2 separate regions of the Homo sapiens genome follow, and region 1 is linked to region 2. A link is a loop called in an ENCODE intact Hi-C map of the cell type or tissue named here. Cell type or tissue: heart left ventricle. All regions are shown on one strand. Region 1 overlaps LTBP1 (latent transforming growth factor beta binding protein 1). Region 2 overlaps LTBP1 (latent transforming growth factor beta binding protein 1).

Region 1 (8,000 bases), 81 kb after region 2:
ATGTACTGGGAAACCAAAAAATTTGTGACTCACTTTATTGAGATATTTGCTGGAACTGAACCCTCCATATCTGAGGTATGCTTGCAAATACAACCCTGATGTATTTTTCCATAAGTACGAAAACAACCAATTTGTGTCACACCAACAAATTATGTAATATTTTCTCTCCACTAAGAAAGCAGGAAACCATTAGTAAAACACGCATTTACAGAAAGATAAGACCATAGTTTCTCCTTTATGTATAAATCATTGTACTTAACTACCACATCAGGGAGCTTTTAAAAACATGACCCTGATGGGCAGCTTCTATGTTTGTGTGTACTTTAAAAATTTTGTAATTAAAAAAAATTTGTGGAAAAAAACACCCAAATGTTCCAAAAAATCTTTTTTAAAAGGCACTCTATGTAATCACTGATGCAGCAACAATTTTGCAAATTTCCAGCTCTCGCAAAAATATACATGTATATAACTTTAAAAATTTTGTAATTAAAAAAAATTAGTGGAAGAAAACACCCAACTGTTCCAAAGTGTTTAAATCTTTTTTAAAAGGCACTCTACATAATCACTGATGCAGCAACAATTTTGCAAATTTCCAGCTCTCCCAAAAATACACATATATACTTCAAACATTCAACTAACTAAAGAAAAACTGGATGTAAAAACTGCATGTGCAGCAATCTTTGACTGTATATACATTCTTCAAATCCGAGCTATCCCAATGTTTAGAGGGTTCCTGCCTTGCTTGAGAGGTTTCTCTAAATTGCTAAGCGTTGAGGTTGGCCTTTAAATTCCCACATAAAGGGTCATAAATATTGCCCAGGACTGAGTTCCTTCCAGATCAGTTTCTCAAACTGTGGGCCACCTCCATCAGCATGATTTGGGATGCTTGTTAAAAACCCCAAAGATTTTGATTCAATTTGTTGAATTTAACAACTTTCAACATTTTAACAAACCCTTCCAGTGGTCCCGCTGGACATTCATGTGTAAGAAACACCAACCTAGAATCTCTTTAAAAGAGCCCCAGTAAAAATGGCCAGAGGCATCACCAAAATTACCTGTGGCCAATTCCTCATCTCTCCTAACACCCCCTGGAGCAGCCAGAGCTGCTGCAGTAGAAAAGTAACCAAATTAGATCCACAGTCACAGATTGTGTGGCAGGGGCCCAGTCAAAGCCCCGCCCACCCATCCTTGGGTCAGCTGCTAGGGTTCCCAAGTGCCCCAGGAATGAGCCAACTCTGAATAGCCCATCTCTCCAACCTATGTGCAAGGCATCTGCAGGCTTACATCATGAATTGAATTGTACTCCCCCTAGAAAAAAAAAAACAAAGTGTTGAAGTCCTAACCCCAAGTACCTCAGAATGTGACCACTGTTGGAGATAGGTTCTTTACAGAGGTAATCAAGGTAAAATGGGATCATTGGTGGGGGGGGGCGGGGAGTGGAGGCCCTAATACAGTATGACTGATGTCCTTATAAAAAGGGGAAATTTGGACACAGAGACAGACACACACACAAGACAATGTATAAAGACACAGGGAAGAGACGGCCATCTACAGGCCAAGGAGAGAGGCCTAGAACTGCCTTCAGAAGGAAGTAACGCTATCAACACCTTGACATTGGACTTCTGGACTGCAGAACTGTGAGACAATACATTTCTATCGTTCTAAGTCACCCAGCTTGTGGAACTTGTTACAGAAGCCCGAGAAAACTCACATAGCTTGGAAAATCATGATGTGAAGTTAGGCAGTGGAAGCCAATCCAGATAACTGAGGACTGTCAGGACAGTTTTCAGACCAAGACCTCAAGAAAGAATGTCACAGCACTGGATGTCCAGGAAGCCCAGGGCAGTAGGAAGAGCCACAAGATCTGCAGTGGCATCTGAGCACTGCCCCACTGTCTGGAATAGGGTTAATAAAGCATCCCTGCCTCAATGACACTACAGGGTGTGAAGATCAAGAAAATGCTCTCTGTAAGCTCCACAGCACCACACAAGTTACCCCCACCCCATCGGCAGCTCCTCTCTGCTGGACCTGATTTTGGTCCGTATTAAAAGGGTGGTGACATAGCCCTCACACTCCAAGTCGCCTCTGTTCATTGCTAGGAAGGACTGGGAAGCAAAATCTGCACTTTAGGAAAATTTAATTTGAGCTCTCGAACATGTTTGAGTACGTCTGAAATATCCAAGACAACAAATAACAGGGTCAGAAACAGCAAAACCCTGTGGTTGTCAAAGGTCTTTTCAACAAGTCAGGCTTCCTAAGGGCCCAGGGTTCACTGGGCAGCAAAAACTTCGATAAAGCAGAGCAGGCAGGGGGCGGGCGGCATCCTCAGCAGGCCCATGGGCCGGAGGAGGGCTTCATCATGAAGGTTTAAGCACTATTACAGTGTTATGGTTCCTAAATGTGGATTTTAACTAGTCTCGAGAACACATATTTGACCTAGTGTGAACTTGACCTCTGGGTTCCTCTCTCTTCACCGAGGTTGTCTGTGTCACATGACAAGATTCTCCAGCTGACCCTCCCACATGGGGGCCGGGGTGGCCCTCCTAGCAGTTGTCATGGTAAACCTCACTGCAGATCTATTGGCAAAGCAGCTGCCAATGGCCATAGCAGGCATACAAAAAAATATATAATCACTCTGGGCTCGACTCCCAAGTTTGGCAAGCACGATGCCAAGCCAAGAGGGATGGGGGACAGCCTGAGACCGTTCTCTAGGTCACCTGAACTCCAGCCACATCACACCCTCCTGGATGATGCCATCCACCACTGCATCTCTGAGCACCAAGGGTGCATGTGACTCTGTCTCCTTTGCATATAATTTAAGGAAAATGTCTAGAGTTGGGTTTTTTCCCCAAAAGTAGCATGGGCTGAATGCCAATGGAAAAGCAATGGAATATCGATTTTCTGTTTCTTTCTAAGGAGAGAACAAGTCATTTGATGTGCCACGAGTTAAGTGAGTAAAAACAGACCTGCACTCCCTACAGCTGGCTGTGTTTCTCCTCTATTCATAGAACCTGGCACATGGTAAAAGCTAAACAGTAAATGAAAGAACCATCCATGCGTGTATGGAAGGCCTGCAATGTGCCAGGCACCCGCTTTGGATTCGTATCTGCCATCATCTCTCTTCCCTCTACCCCATAACCCTGCCAGCCCAGCCTCACTCTCCTCTCTTTCATTCTTTTGTATTGCCTATTCCCGTGTCCAGTCTTCTCATTAAAGCTGAGCCTACCGGCAATGTCTCTGTCTGGCCTGCACTTACCCTGAGACGGGGGCAAAAAGACTGGCAGAACCAATGCAGGGCATGGGGGGAGGTTCAGTTTGGGCGCAGAAAAAAAAAACTACAAAAATGATAGGAGGCAAAAATGTTACACATCAGGGGTTTAATGCCCCACTTGGAAGACAAAGTCCCTAACCCACAAAACATTCCTTTAAGTGTTAATTCCTTGGAAAGAGCACAAATGTGGTCCATCTCTCCATCTCTTTTGTCCAAAACAGGTAAGGCTATCAAGAGTCATCCAATATTAACTAAAATGACACATCCCACACGATAATTTCGATTCCTAGGGATCCACATACAAATGGTGTCTGGAAAAGGAACATTAACATGCAACCAGGCATCTCTACATTGTGACTGGGCAGCTACAGCCTAGAGGACCACTTTGGTGAGTGCACATATCCATTCTTTGCCCTTGTGTGAGTCTGCCGCTTGCTTGTTCACATCTCTCTGATTTGCAATTTAAGGTTCACTAAATCTTTAGTCTTCAGAAGCATTTGATCATGGTCCATTTAAATTAGGTTTCAATCAACTAAAAACAATCCAGGCTTTCTCAAAGGGATACCTTATTTTCTTCACTGGATTAGGCAAATACTGAACAACATGAACACTTCCAACCTCTTACACAGAAATTTTTTTCGCATCAATTGCACATGACCTATATAAACTCAAATTCTTCATTATCTTCAACATGTAATGACAATTAGAAGACATCCTGGGTTATACATTTAAATGTCCATGCATATTTTATGATGACTATTATAAGGGGGAACTTCATGTGGGCGTATCATTGGTTTTTGTATTCTTATGTGTAATAAACCATACCCAAGTGTAATTGTTCAATCTCCGCATAATAAGGAAGTGAGAGGAGGAAACCACAAACAGAAGAAAACCAAATCATCGACAAAGGAGATAGAATTTACTTGGCTTGATCCAATACTAATCTCTAATATTAATCTTTCTGGTTTCACCAAGGCTTTCATACCCATTTTTTTTCATCTTAATACCTGCAACCATCCTATAAAGAAGGCAAGATTTTAGCACAGTCATTTCTGAGTGGGAAAATACAGGCCAGACAGGTCAAGTGAACTCCCTGAGGCCACACAGCTAGTGAGGGCTGCAGCATTTGAATTTAGGTCTTCTGACCCCAAAGCCGGGGGTCTTTCCTGGCATCACACTACTCAGCCATGGACACAAGGTTTATAGCATCAGCAGGAGCCCCAGTGGTCCCATCTGAAGGTAGAAGGCTCTCTCAGCTCCCTGGATCTCCCAGACACATGCAAAGTAAGTCCCCTCTTTTAAATATCCACCTCAGAGATACATTATTTTGGATCGCACGCTGACCTACCCCAGCATGCCTTTTAAAAACATAATTATTTCTGAAGAGAGCTGTGAATTAAGTTTCTAGCATTTGTACCTAAATTCATTTGTTAAACTGGGAAGTACAGGAAGGTTAATCTTCTGAATGCTGAAAACCACAGAAAAGGAAAGTGATGTCACATTGCTTAGATGCTGGTACTGTCCAAGGGCTACCTCTTAGAAGCCAGCAGGAAAACTTAAGCCAAATGCTGGAAGCATTGGTTGTAGGTACCGTAAGATTAAACCAACATAGCAACTTCCTCTAGAGCCCTGTAAGTAACTTCAACACTGATTTTTCTGACCAGCAGTCTTCTGTGATCTCTCTCTGGATTACCAGGGGGCAAACCCAGCTAAACCTAGGCACCCACTTCTTTGCCTCTCTTGCCTGCAGAAGCAGGAAGCCATGAAGAGATTCCCCAAGATTTGGAACATCTTGGGATCTTCTAGAACATCTTTGGATCCCCGAATTCCCCAAGCAACCTGAAAATGGGGGCCTATCCTCTTTTCAGAGACAGCACTCAATTGCATCATTTGCCAAGCAAACTTATTAAAGCCTTTGAGCATTCTCTCCAACAGGCATCAAGGAGCTTCTGCCTATCTGTAAAATCCTGCTCTGAATTCTTTTCTTTTCTTGAGATGGAGTCTCTCTGCATCGCCCAGCACAATCTCTGCTCACTGCAATCTCCCCTACCCAGGTACAGGCAATTCTCTTGACTCAGACTCCTGAGTAGCCAGGATTACAATTACAGGCATGCACCACCATGTCTGGGTAATTTTTTTTTTTTTTTTTTTTTGAGACAGAGTCATTGTCACCCAGGCTGGAGTGCAGTGGAGCGATCTCGGCTCACTGCAACCTTCACCTCCTGGGTTCAAGCAATTCTCCTGCCTTAGCCTCCCCAGTAGCTGGGATTACAGGCACACAACACCACACCTGGCTAATTTTTTTGTATTTTTAGTAGAGATGGGGTTTTGCCATGCTGCCCAGGCTGGTCTCGAACTCCTGGCCTCAAGTGATCCACCCACCTTGGCCTCCCAAAGTGCTGGGATTACAGGCATGAGTCACCGCACCAGGCCCTATTCCGTATTTTTAACCTTTACTCAGCAATATCCCATTGCAGTGGTGCTGTTAACAGACGAGTTATCTCCATGTTACAGGCAAACCATATCATAGCAGGTTTTGGACAGAATGAGTTACTGAGGGGAGAGGGGACATGTCATTTGGCCTGAGCAATGCTAAATTCTAAACAAATGCTAACACATTTCTGACAAGTATAATTTAAGAAGTTACAAAATGAAAAATTATGACTTAATCTAAAATGCCTAGAACCCTGAGCATTTCTGATCTAGTGGTTTGAGTTCAATAGTCAGAAGACTGTTCATGTCTGCAATTACTGCTTGATCATAACACATCATAAAACCTGTGGACATTTCCCTTTTTACAAAAGTAAGGCCATTATGCCAAAACCCTTCTGTTTCCTTCAGGATTGAAGACATTTTCAACAAACAAGGTCACCAGATTGACTGTATCCAAAATTTTTAAAATTCATCCACCTGTATTTTAAAATCCAAGCAGCAGAAATTTTGGACAATTCCAATCCACATGGGAATGCCTCAATCTCTATGCAAAGAACAACTAAGAATGCTTCACTTTTTCTGAGGGGGAAGGTAAGGCTCCTTTATGTCCAATGAGCACCCGATAGCATCAATTCGTCAAGAAGAACCTCAAAATACATTTTAATCTGATCTTTAATTTCACAATGCATAGGAGAAAAATTTTCCAGTGTTCTGAAATCTGTATGCATCATTAACACATTTTTTAAAAAACACTGCTGGGCATGCATGTGAACTGCAGAAGCACTGCAGAGAACCCCATCCATCAGTTCTGAAGAGCAGCAGAGAAGTGCATTCTAGAAAACCATCAGGCCTCAAGGATGAAGGATTCTGGTTGCTGTTTTCAGGAAGCTATAAAAACTTTGATGTTGTACTCCAGAACAGGGCCCTCTACTCCCCAAGCCCCTCCTGCCATCACCGTAAAGAATGTCTTTCATTTGTTGGTATCATGTTCAAATTAATTACATTGGTTCTGCCATATGGCATATCCTCAAATGGAAATTTTTTTCCTAGCTCCTGATTCACAGATGTGCCAGAATGATGAATATCTCTGTTGAGTTCAGAGAAGTCTTGGATGCACAGCACGGTTCTGTACAATGTATTGCTGCTGGCATTGATACTAACATTACCCTGACCCAGCCCTTCCTAGGTGGTAATGAAGCCTGGGTGGATTGTATTTCAGACTTCAACTTCCCCCGAGCCCTTTCAAGTGGCCCTTGTGAGATGCCCCCATGTGGACACCTCCCCCCACTTTGCCTACTGTGCAGGGCCACTGTGAACATGGCAACTTACGTTTGGTGCACCTCTGGGAGCCAGGGGCCTTACTCCAGCCATGACAGCACCGCCCTCCACAGACATTGACCCTGAAACAAAGCAAGATCGCTGAGTCCAGCAGCAGAAAGACCCCCTTCCCAAGAACCCAAGCTTCCAGCATGTTCCAGAAAGGCCAGCCTCCAGCTTCTGCAACCCTCTGGATGAGAGAGAGTCCTAACAGGTACCCTGGATGCCCAACCCAAAGCTGCCCAAGCAGAGGGGCAAGGCCCATACATATATCAGGGAATGCTGGGAGAACCAAAAAGCCTGCATAAACCTAGGGCTATACAGGAAGGGAGAACAGGGCCCAACAAATGGTTTTCTTACCCCCAAATTACAGTAGAGCCAAATTTATTTTTTCTATTATCTGGGCCAACATTTTAAATTGGAAATGAGTTTCAGAGAGAACTGTCCAAAAAGGAGTGAGGGCACATGGCCTGGAATCACCCCTGAAAAAAACATGCCAACTAAGCAAAACAAGTTTTCCCCTACACCCCAACCTGAGATGAATTCCCACAACGGGAAGGCACTATGAGCGCCCAGTAACAGAAACATTCCAACCAAAACTTTTATCAATACCAAGACACCCCACCCCAGGAAAGCAGACCCCACAGGTGCAGCGAAGTCCAAGCCCATGATTTCTCTGATGCTGCAAAGTTCCAGGCCACAGAACAGGAGCTGGATCTTTACGGCTAGCCCGCCCTCGAAACATTTTTTTCATTAGCTAGACCAAAATTAAAACTCAGTTGCAGAGTTTAATTGATGCTGAGGGATTAAACTGTAGTGACCTCAAGTTTACGCCCATCTTCTAGAAGCAGTTGGGTTTGCGCGCAGAAGGTTACGCCCCAGGCAGAAATGCCTTTTGTGTTTACCCGCAGCTCGGTAACAATGCACTCGGAGTTTCACGTCAGTAAAAGTTCCTGGGCTTCCCCGCACTCCCCTCTTC
Region 2 (8,000 bases):
TGACAGTGGGTATAACAGAATAGCAGATTAATAAACTAGAAGAAATCAGCCAGAACCCAGCACAAGAGACACAGATGATTATTACACCTTCCAAGACTTACTACACAATTGCAGCACTTTCAGTAGCATGGCACTGACTTAAGGATACTCAAAAGACCAACACAGTAGGATAGAGGATGGAGAAACAGACTTACATATTTAGAAACTTGAATGAAACATATATGATATGGTAGTTTTTTATAATTTTTTTTATGAGAGGGACAGGGGGAGAATTAGTCAATAAATAGTGCTAAGACAATAAGTTAGCCATATGGAAAAAAAATCACACATACTCAAAAATCATTTCCAGGTACATTACAGGAAATGTGAAAGAAAAAGCTTTTAGAAGAAAATCTAGAAAAATATAGCAATGAGATAGAAATGGATCCCATTTTATAAAGAAAGCATGATCAATGTAACTACTCTGGACAAGAGGCTTTTAAGCATTTTTTGACGAGTTCACTGTAAGAAAGCCATTTTACATAGCAGTGTGTGTTCCAAAAACAAAAGTTTCATGAAACAACACCTACCCTTAATATGAGGGAAGCATTTTGATATTTTTCTATTGCATGCTAAAAAAGCTTTTTAAACTATGCAACAGAAGACTTGTAGAAAAATGTTCATCACGAGGCTGGGCACAGTGTCTCACGCCTGTAATCCCAGCACTTTGGGAAGACAAGGTGGGTGGATCAACTGAGGTCAGGAGTACAAGACCAGACTGGCCAACATGGTGAAACCCCGTCTCTACTAAAAATACAAAACTTAGCCAGACATGGTGGCACACACCTGTAATCCCAGCTACTTGGGAGGCTAAGGCAGGAGAATAGCTTGAACCCAGGAGGCGGAGGTTGCAGTGAGCTGAGATTGCCCCACTGCACTCCAGCCTGGGTGACAGAGTGAGACTCCGTCTCAAAAAAAGAAAAAAAAAAACGTTCATCATGACCCTGTTGTAACAGCAAAACACTAAAAACAACCCAGTGTTCATTATCAGTAGAAATGATAAATTGTAGTATACTGACATAATGGGCTACTGTAAAAAGTAAAAGAATCCCCAGCTTTAATCAGTGGTTCTCAAAGTGCAGACCCCTCCAGCAGCATTCAGCATTGGCACCACCTGCGAGTTTGTCAGCCACCCAAATTCTCCACCCCTCCCCAGACCCACCAAATCGGAAACTCTGAGGTGGGGCCCAACAAGCCGTATTTTATCTAGCAAGCCCTCCACCGGCGATTCTGATTCATGCTCCAGTTTGAGAGCCACTGTTACAGAAGAATGTCAAAAACACCTTGAGCAAGAAAAGCAAGTCTCAGAAGAATACAAACAATATGACATTTGTTTAAAAGTCAAAAACTAAACAGCACAGTATCCAGATATACCTAAAAATGTGGTAACACTATAAAGAAAAGCAGGAAATAACTGATATAAATTATTTTCTGGGAAAAAAGGATAAAGGAATTAACAAGGACCACGTAAGAGCCTCTAAGATAATGACAACAGTGTTTTTATTTCTTCAGCTACGTAGTGGGTACAACAGTTTGGGTTTTTTTATTACTATCCTTTAAAATATGTGTGTTGTAAATTATAATCATTATGAACGATCTCTTTTCTAAAAAGAAAAAATGCTGAACTGAGGTTGAGAATGTCAAGTCGTGAACGTAGAATTATACCCCATGTGAACTCAATTCTAACAAACGGCCTACAAAAAATTGAGTACACAGCAAGTGTTAAATATTTGTAGACTATTAAATGTTTACAGTGATTTGATATGCTTTTGCATTCTTCTCCATTCTTCCGAATTTCTCACAATGCATAAAACAACCCAAAAAGAATTTTTTATCTAGAAAGTATGAAGAAATACAGTAGACTATAAAATAATTTGGTGTCCACCTCACCATCACTCCCATTTCAAGCTTGCTCTCTTTTCCGGATTTAAAATTCAAATCCTGACTACACAGTTTAGCCTATGAAAAGATAATGGTCTTCTATTCTGGTCTCAAAATGTGTTTTTCCTCTCTAATTTTTCAAAACACTTTCATGGAACTCTACGCAGTTTTGCTTACTTCTCATCTCCATATCAAGGTATATAGCCAGTTAGAATTTTTTAAATTAAAAGCAATTTATGTGTCATTTAGAACTAAGTAAAACTACACAAGAAAATCTCTTATAAATCATACAAGGACTGCTTTAAGAAACTCATTTGTTTCTAATTTATTTTCTCCATTAGCAACGTGTTGCTAAAATCACAAGAGAATAGAACATTGCTCATATGAATTAATTCCTATCCATCGGCAACAAGGGGAACCAAGGGTCGGCTACGGCATCCAAAGAAAGGCAATTATGCACAATGAGCAAAGAAGGTGGTTCGAGGTTGCACTGCCAAGAAATGACATATTCCAGTGGAGTTAAACCCCCCTCTTCAAATTTTGGCATTCTGCGGTATAAAAATAAAACTGAAGAACATTGAAAAGCAAAGCTTGCCACCTGCTGCCCACTGGCATAATCGTAAATGTTCAAATTGCATCCTTTTTTTTTTATTTAAACCCTTCTACTAATTGATTGGCATGGATATTTCCATATTGCGTATTTATTCATTTTCACCAGTCTCTGAGAGGAAATGTCAGCCCCTCAAATTTTTAACCAGATGCTATTTCAAACCCTATACATAATCAGCTATAACCAGTGCACCTCTAACCAGAAAGCAAACCCAACTTCCAAATGGTTATATATGTTGTGTACTGTATATAATAAATCCACCAAAATGCAGTTGTGCTCATTATAGTATCCAGACCAGGGAAGAATTCCTTTGAAAATGTGCCAGCTCTGTCCTATGCTTCCAGGCCTGTCATCATTCTAGATGATATGGAATACAAAACCCATTTTCTGATCCTTATAGATTTTAAAATCCAAACATTAATAGCTTAACTCCCTTCAGCTAGTTTATAAATAGTTGATATACATTCACACTACAAAATTTCAAGTAGAAGCCCAGCTAAAACACCTCAAAGATCAGCTTTAAACATTTAAACTTAAATACCTTAATTATATTAATACCGACAAGTGTTTTCATGGGTTCTGAAAATGTTTTCAGTATTCTTTTTCATTTGCACTTATTCTAAAGAAGTCTGAGAAATAAATGCATTTTAGCCTTTTTTTTTTTTTTAGAACAACAATCCTTCAAGTCTCGTCTCTTTCTTCTAACTCTGTAGATTTGCGTATCCATGCCATCATTCCCTCAAAAACAATCCAGAACGCTGCTAAGGAGAAAGTGAAACTTTGAATTAAAGAAGAAAATGCCATCTGAGAGAAAGATGCCCTAACAGCCAGTCACAAACCCAATTAGGACGGTGAATGATGCAAACACGACTCCATCTGCTCTCCTGTCCCCCAGGGAGCCGGGGAGGGGGTTAGGGCTGTGGCCTCTTGAGAGGCTTATATGGCAAACAGTCTCATCACATCACATCGATAACTCCTGAGGCGCTTTGAAATACAACTTTAAAGGCTTCTGCCTGCTGAAACTGTCCATACGCAAAATAGCACCAAAGCTAGTTGAAGTTTTTTCAAGTTTTGTCTGGGAACTACTATAAAGCAGACAATAAAAAATAATTCATTTTCAAGACAGATGGCACCATAATGTTGCACTATTTTCTAGTGTGCATTTTTTCCTAAACACTAGAGGCAGCGTCTCCATACAAAAGAAAGTCCATCCAGCTGCAGCCAGTTAGCTTTCAGATTGCTGTTTCTGTAGAACATCACACACATTAAAAAAAAAAAAAAGTCCCTTTTTTCCCCCACCATAGTCAGCTCAACCCTTTCTTCTAAAACTCTACAGGAGCTATTATTTCATGCATTATTATTGTCAGTGTTTCTGATCTCTTTCCCGCTTGCATCTGATTGTTCACACCTGAGAACACCTAGAAGTGGTTTGTACTTGTAAGGTTAAAGTTTAGTTAGATCTTCCTACATGCTGTCTGCAATTCAGAAGGGTGCCTGGTGCACACAGGTAATGATACAGTAAGTTAATCCTTTAATTAATTAAATCCAGGCCCATTAACACCAGAACTGGGCTTTGACTGAACAGATAAAATATCTGACTTAATATCAACAGAGGGGACAGTATTACATGTTTTGTCCTATGAAAATATAGCTCTCTACTAAAAATGAAAAAAAAAACCACTTACACTAGAAATGATGGAAGAAACATTCCAGTTATCAATTATTCATTGAAACTAAAGACTATTTAGTTTGGCTGCTAGCACACTGCCTGGCACACAGTAAATATTCAACAAATACATGTGAAATTGAAAGTCCCAATCATTTCTTTTGGTTTCTTGTCAAAGACTTCCTAATGGAGCTTGATCAAATCCTTGTTTTTCATGAACATCCTAAATTATTTGAACATAAAGCTGAGCTTGATCAAATCCTTGTTTTTTATGAACATCCTAAATTAATCTGAACATAAAGCTGATATGGATATGTAAGTTTTTTAAAAGAAGTATAGCATTTCCTCACTAGGTATGAAAAGCATTTCTGATTCTGTGAAAGGCAATTACCATTATTTTTATCAAGCAGCATGTTACTACACTACTTCACAAAGCAAATCACAAAAACTTTCCTAGCAACTTTAGACCTTAATAGCTAAATTAAATGAATATAAGTCTGAAACAAAAACTGCTTTATTAATAGTATCAAATACATATGCAATTTTTGTGTCATACTGTTACTTATTTTATATTATTTTAAATAATAACTAATGAGAATGCAGTCCAGCTAGGAAGACATTTAGAGCCTAACAACCTGTTGGTTATTATACATCTGTGTGTGATTACCCAAGGTTCCTTTCCAGTTCACCAATACAGGATAATCAAGATGTAGGACTTCTGTCACCTAAAGGAGGAGGAATATAGGTGAGTGGATCACTCCTAGTGTAGCAAGAAAAACACAGAGAAGATACACGGAAGTTGATATCGATAGGGGTAGAGATAACAAAAAGTAGTTATGGCAAAGCTATAAAGCCAACAAAGATAAAGGTAGAAAACTCTTGAACATTTGAAACAGGAAAAAAGACCTTGATTATTCTACAGAGCATGATGTGTTAGTTTGATCAACACAGAAGGAAATCAAATCTGGTTTTGATTATGGGTTGATGAATTTGAGTCTAGGGATAGAGTGTAATAAGGAACAGGAAGCCTTCAATGATATCCCCTACTTTCCTGTTCCTAAAGAGGATAAGATTACATATCATTCCATTTAACATAGGTAGAGAGAGAGATCAACATTAGACTACACATAATTCCTTAACCCGAATCCAAAGGAATTATTTTCTTGACTGGCAGTCTGAATCCTTCCTGTTTTAAAGGGAATCAGATCCCTCTCCTCTCAAGTCCCTGTGCAAGACAGACACTCCACAGGGCCAGCTCCTCTAGGCCTCCCTCTCTCTCATCTGCCCAGCAGCCAGCCTCCCAGGCCTTCCCTCACACTCTCTTAGCACCCCACCTGACCTGGCTTTCCAGGGTGAGCCTGACACTTCTTCAGTGACTATCAGAGCCATCTTCATATTCCTCGGAGCCCTACACAGAGCTCCTCTGTCTGACTGTCAAGGCTTTCCATAATTGGACCTGCCCACTCAATCTCATTTCCTGCTATTCTTCAATCCCCACAAAGAGATCAATTCCCCAACAGGAGAATCATTCCCACCCTATCGTCCACCTGTTATTTATTTAAAGGCCAGACTCTCCTTCACTTTTCCAAGTCCTTCCAACTCTGGTCAATGTTCCTTTAGTCCAGTCCTCCAGCCCCTGCCAATCTCCCCCTTCCTTACTCGCCATTAGAATTTATACTATGCACCACATAGTTTAGCAGCTTATTAGGTATTATGCTATGTTATTCAGTATTTTGCAGACACATTAGCCTGATCCCTCCAATTGGAGTACCTAGAACAGTAGTTGGTATGTGGATGGCACTCAGTAAATATCTGCTGATGGAATGAATGAATCAACTATTGAGAATCTGTGTTCTGGGGGCCAGGAGGACTGAGATTCTATCTTCACTATGGTGAACCAGAGATAACGCAACCAGTTAGAAATGCACAGAGAACTTGGAAAGTTATAGATGGTTCAGTAGTATATTACGATTTATGTCTGTGTAAGTCAATAAGCCTCTCAGAAGACCAAAGAATTCTGAAATAAATTACCCAGTCAATGAGTAACAGATTGTATTCTTGTCCTCATGGACAAGGGGGGATTTTTTACAATCCAATTTAAGACGTTTCTTCCAAATTTGAGCATAAAAAAAACCAGAGTACTAATAATATTTTTTGCATAAAAGTACCTTCCCTTGGAGAATTCTTAAATATTTGATAAAAACAATCTTTAATATGAAAAGAGCTCTTAGAAATTAAAGAAAATTATAAGCACATGTAACAGAAAAGGGTGTGAAGATGTTAGTTATCCACATAAAAAATATGAAGGACTTATAAAAATGTGGAAAATGTTCAACCTCACTAAAAAAAACTAAGAAACACAAAATTGCTTCATAAGGTGATAAGATCACACTTCATAAGACCATTCAAAGCCACTAAGACTTCACAGACAGCAATTTATTTATTAAAGACTCATTTGACAGAAGCCGCATTTAGTCTGCTTAAAATATTAAAGGAAAATAATCTAATAAACATAATGCCACTGACTTACATATTTACTTTCACATAAAAGTCACTAAATTAAATTAATACAAAGCAGCACGGCAACAAAGAAATTAATCAAGGAGACTGTGAAGTGTTTCAACTTTATGTAAAGCATTTCAAATATGCACACTAAATTTTCCAACTGTTTAGACTCACAGGTCACCTTTCACCTTTCAAGACGTTAAAGCAATTAAGGTGTGAAATGCCTGCCTCACTACACGGAAATGGTTTTTTCTGAATTTTTTTTAGCTCCTTCAAAATAGCTTCATTAAGCCAGGAGATAAATAGGAGCCACAGGAATGAAAGAGGAATGGAGAGGGAGAGAAAAGAGCTTCATAAATGGGGCAGGGGAAAATGGTTGCTTGTGCCCAGGGGGTAAGGAATGGGAATTGGGAGAGTGTTTCCTTTCAAATTTCTTTTCTTGGAGTGAAGTGCATCCTAATGTCAAAATGTCTATGTCTTCTTCCCGTCTGAGTTAAGAACATCCTTCCTAGAAATATAATTAGGAAGGATTAGCTGCTGCATAAAGAGGCTTTGAACAAATTAAGGAAGACTGATGCCTCACTTCGAATGCTGTCCATCAAACCTCCAAATACCAGCACTTGGCAAAACACCAACGTCAGGCAAAGAAACAAAAGGCAGTGCTCTGAAAGCACTGAAACTCTCGGAAAGAGAGTTTTTTAAAAAATAAATTCTGTGTCTACAGTAGACAGTCCAGCTAATTCTAAACATTTGGGAACAGCTCTCTATATTGGTAACTGACTGTAATGAATAGGTTGTCACATTTCCTTCATGAAACAGAATATGTTTTAGGTGAATCTTTATTGTTTTGAAAATAAACAATTTCTGGTCAAACAACAGTGGTTTACTTGAGAATTCATAAAATAACTACAATTTTTCACTTCTTTATGCCTTTTATTTGAATTTGGGGCTTCAAAAATACTGTGCAAAGTATTTTTCCACTATTTTGTTAAGCGGAGTCAGACACTGACATGTAAACGATGCAAGGAGAACATGGAACAAAAGGTCAGGAAGCCTGGGTTCAAGTCATGACTCTGCTGCAGCCCTGCTGAGTGACTGTGGGCCAGGCATTCAGACACTTGCAGTTATAAAACTTTATGGTTTGTACCGGTTGAAAATTCTGGAAAGTTGGAAGGGAAAGTTGTCCCTAATTTTTGTTCTCTTTTTCATTATGCTCAAATAATAACTTTCTTTTTTTTTTCTTCTTTTGAGATGGAGTCTCACTCTGTTGCCCATGCTGGAGCGCAGTGGCGCAATCTC

What was found. A loop is a pair of places that touch in the nucleus more often than their neighbours do. Peaks named below come from ENCODE experiments on the same cell type or tissue, not always from the same donor. Only the 100,000 strongest peaks of a DNase experiment are listed, where the experiment ranks them.
Region 1: it touches region 2 in a loop (2.7-fold over the local background); 45 of 110 quality-filtered maps call a loop at or near these places.

The regions. Positions count from the first base shown.
Region 1 is chr2:32,947,979-32,955,978 of GRCh38, reverse strand. It overlaps LTBP1 (latent transforming growth factor beta binding protein 1), which reads right to left. Exons shown (of 34, transcript NM_206943.4): 2 at 7,034-7,104. Among named protein-coding and RNA genes, the nearest start is that of LTBP1, 5.0 kb to the right of the region's middle. In heart left ventricle, no CTCF peak of the experiment used is centred here; no DNase peak of the experiment used is centred here; H3K4me3 peaks cover 1,277 bases; H3K27ac peaks cover 1,717 bases.
Region 2 is chr2:33,029,426-33,037,425 of GRCh38, reverse strand. The region is part of intron 3 of LTBP1 (latent transforming growth factor beta binding protein 1); the gene reads right to left. Among named protein-coding and RNA genes, the nearest start is that of LTBP1, 86 kb to the right of the region's middle. In heart left ventricle, CTCF peaks have their summits at 2,534 (motif pointing left), 3,483 and 3,685; no DNase peak of the experiment used is centred here; H3K4me3 peaks cover 866 bases.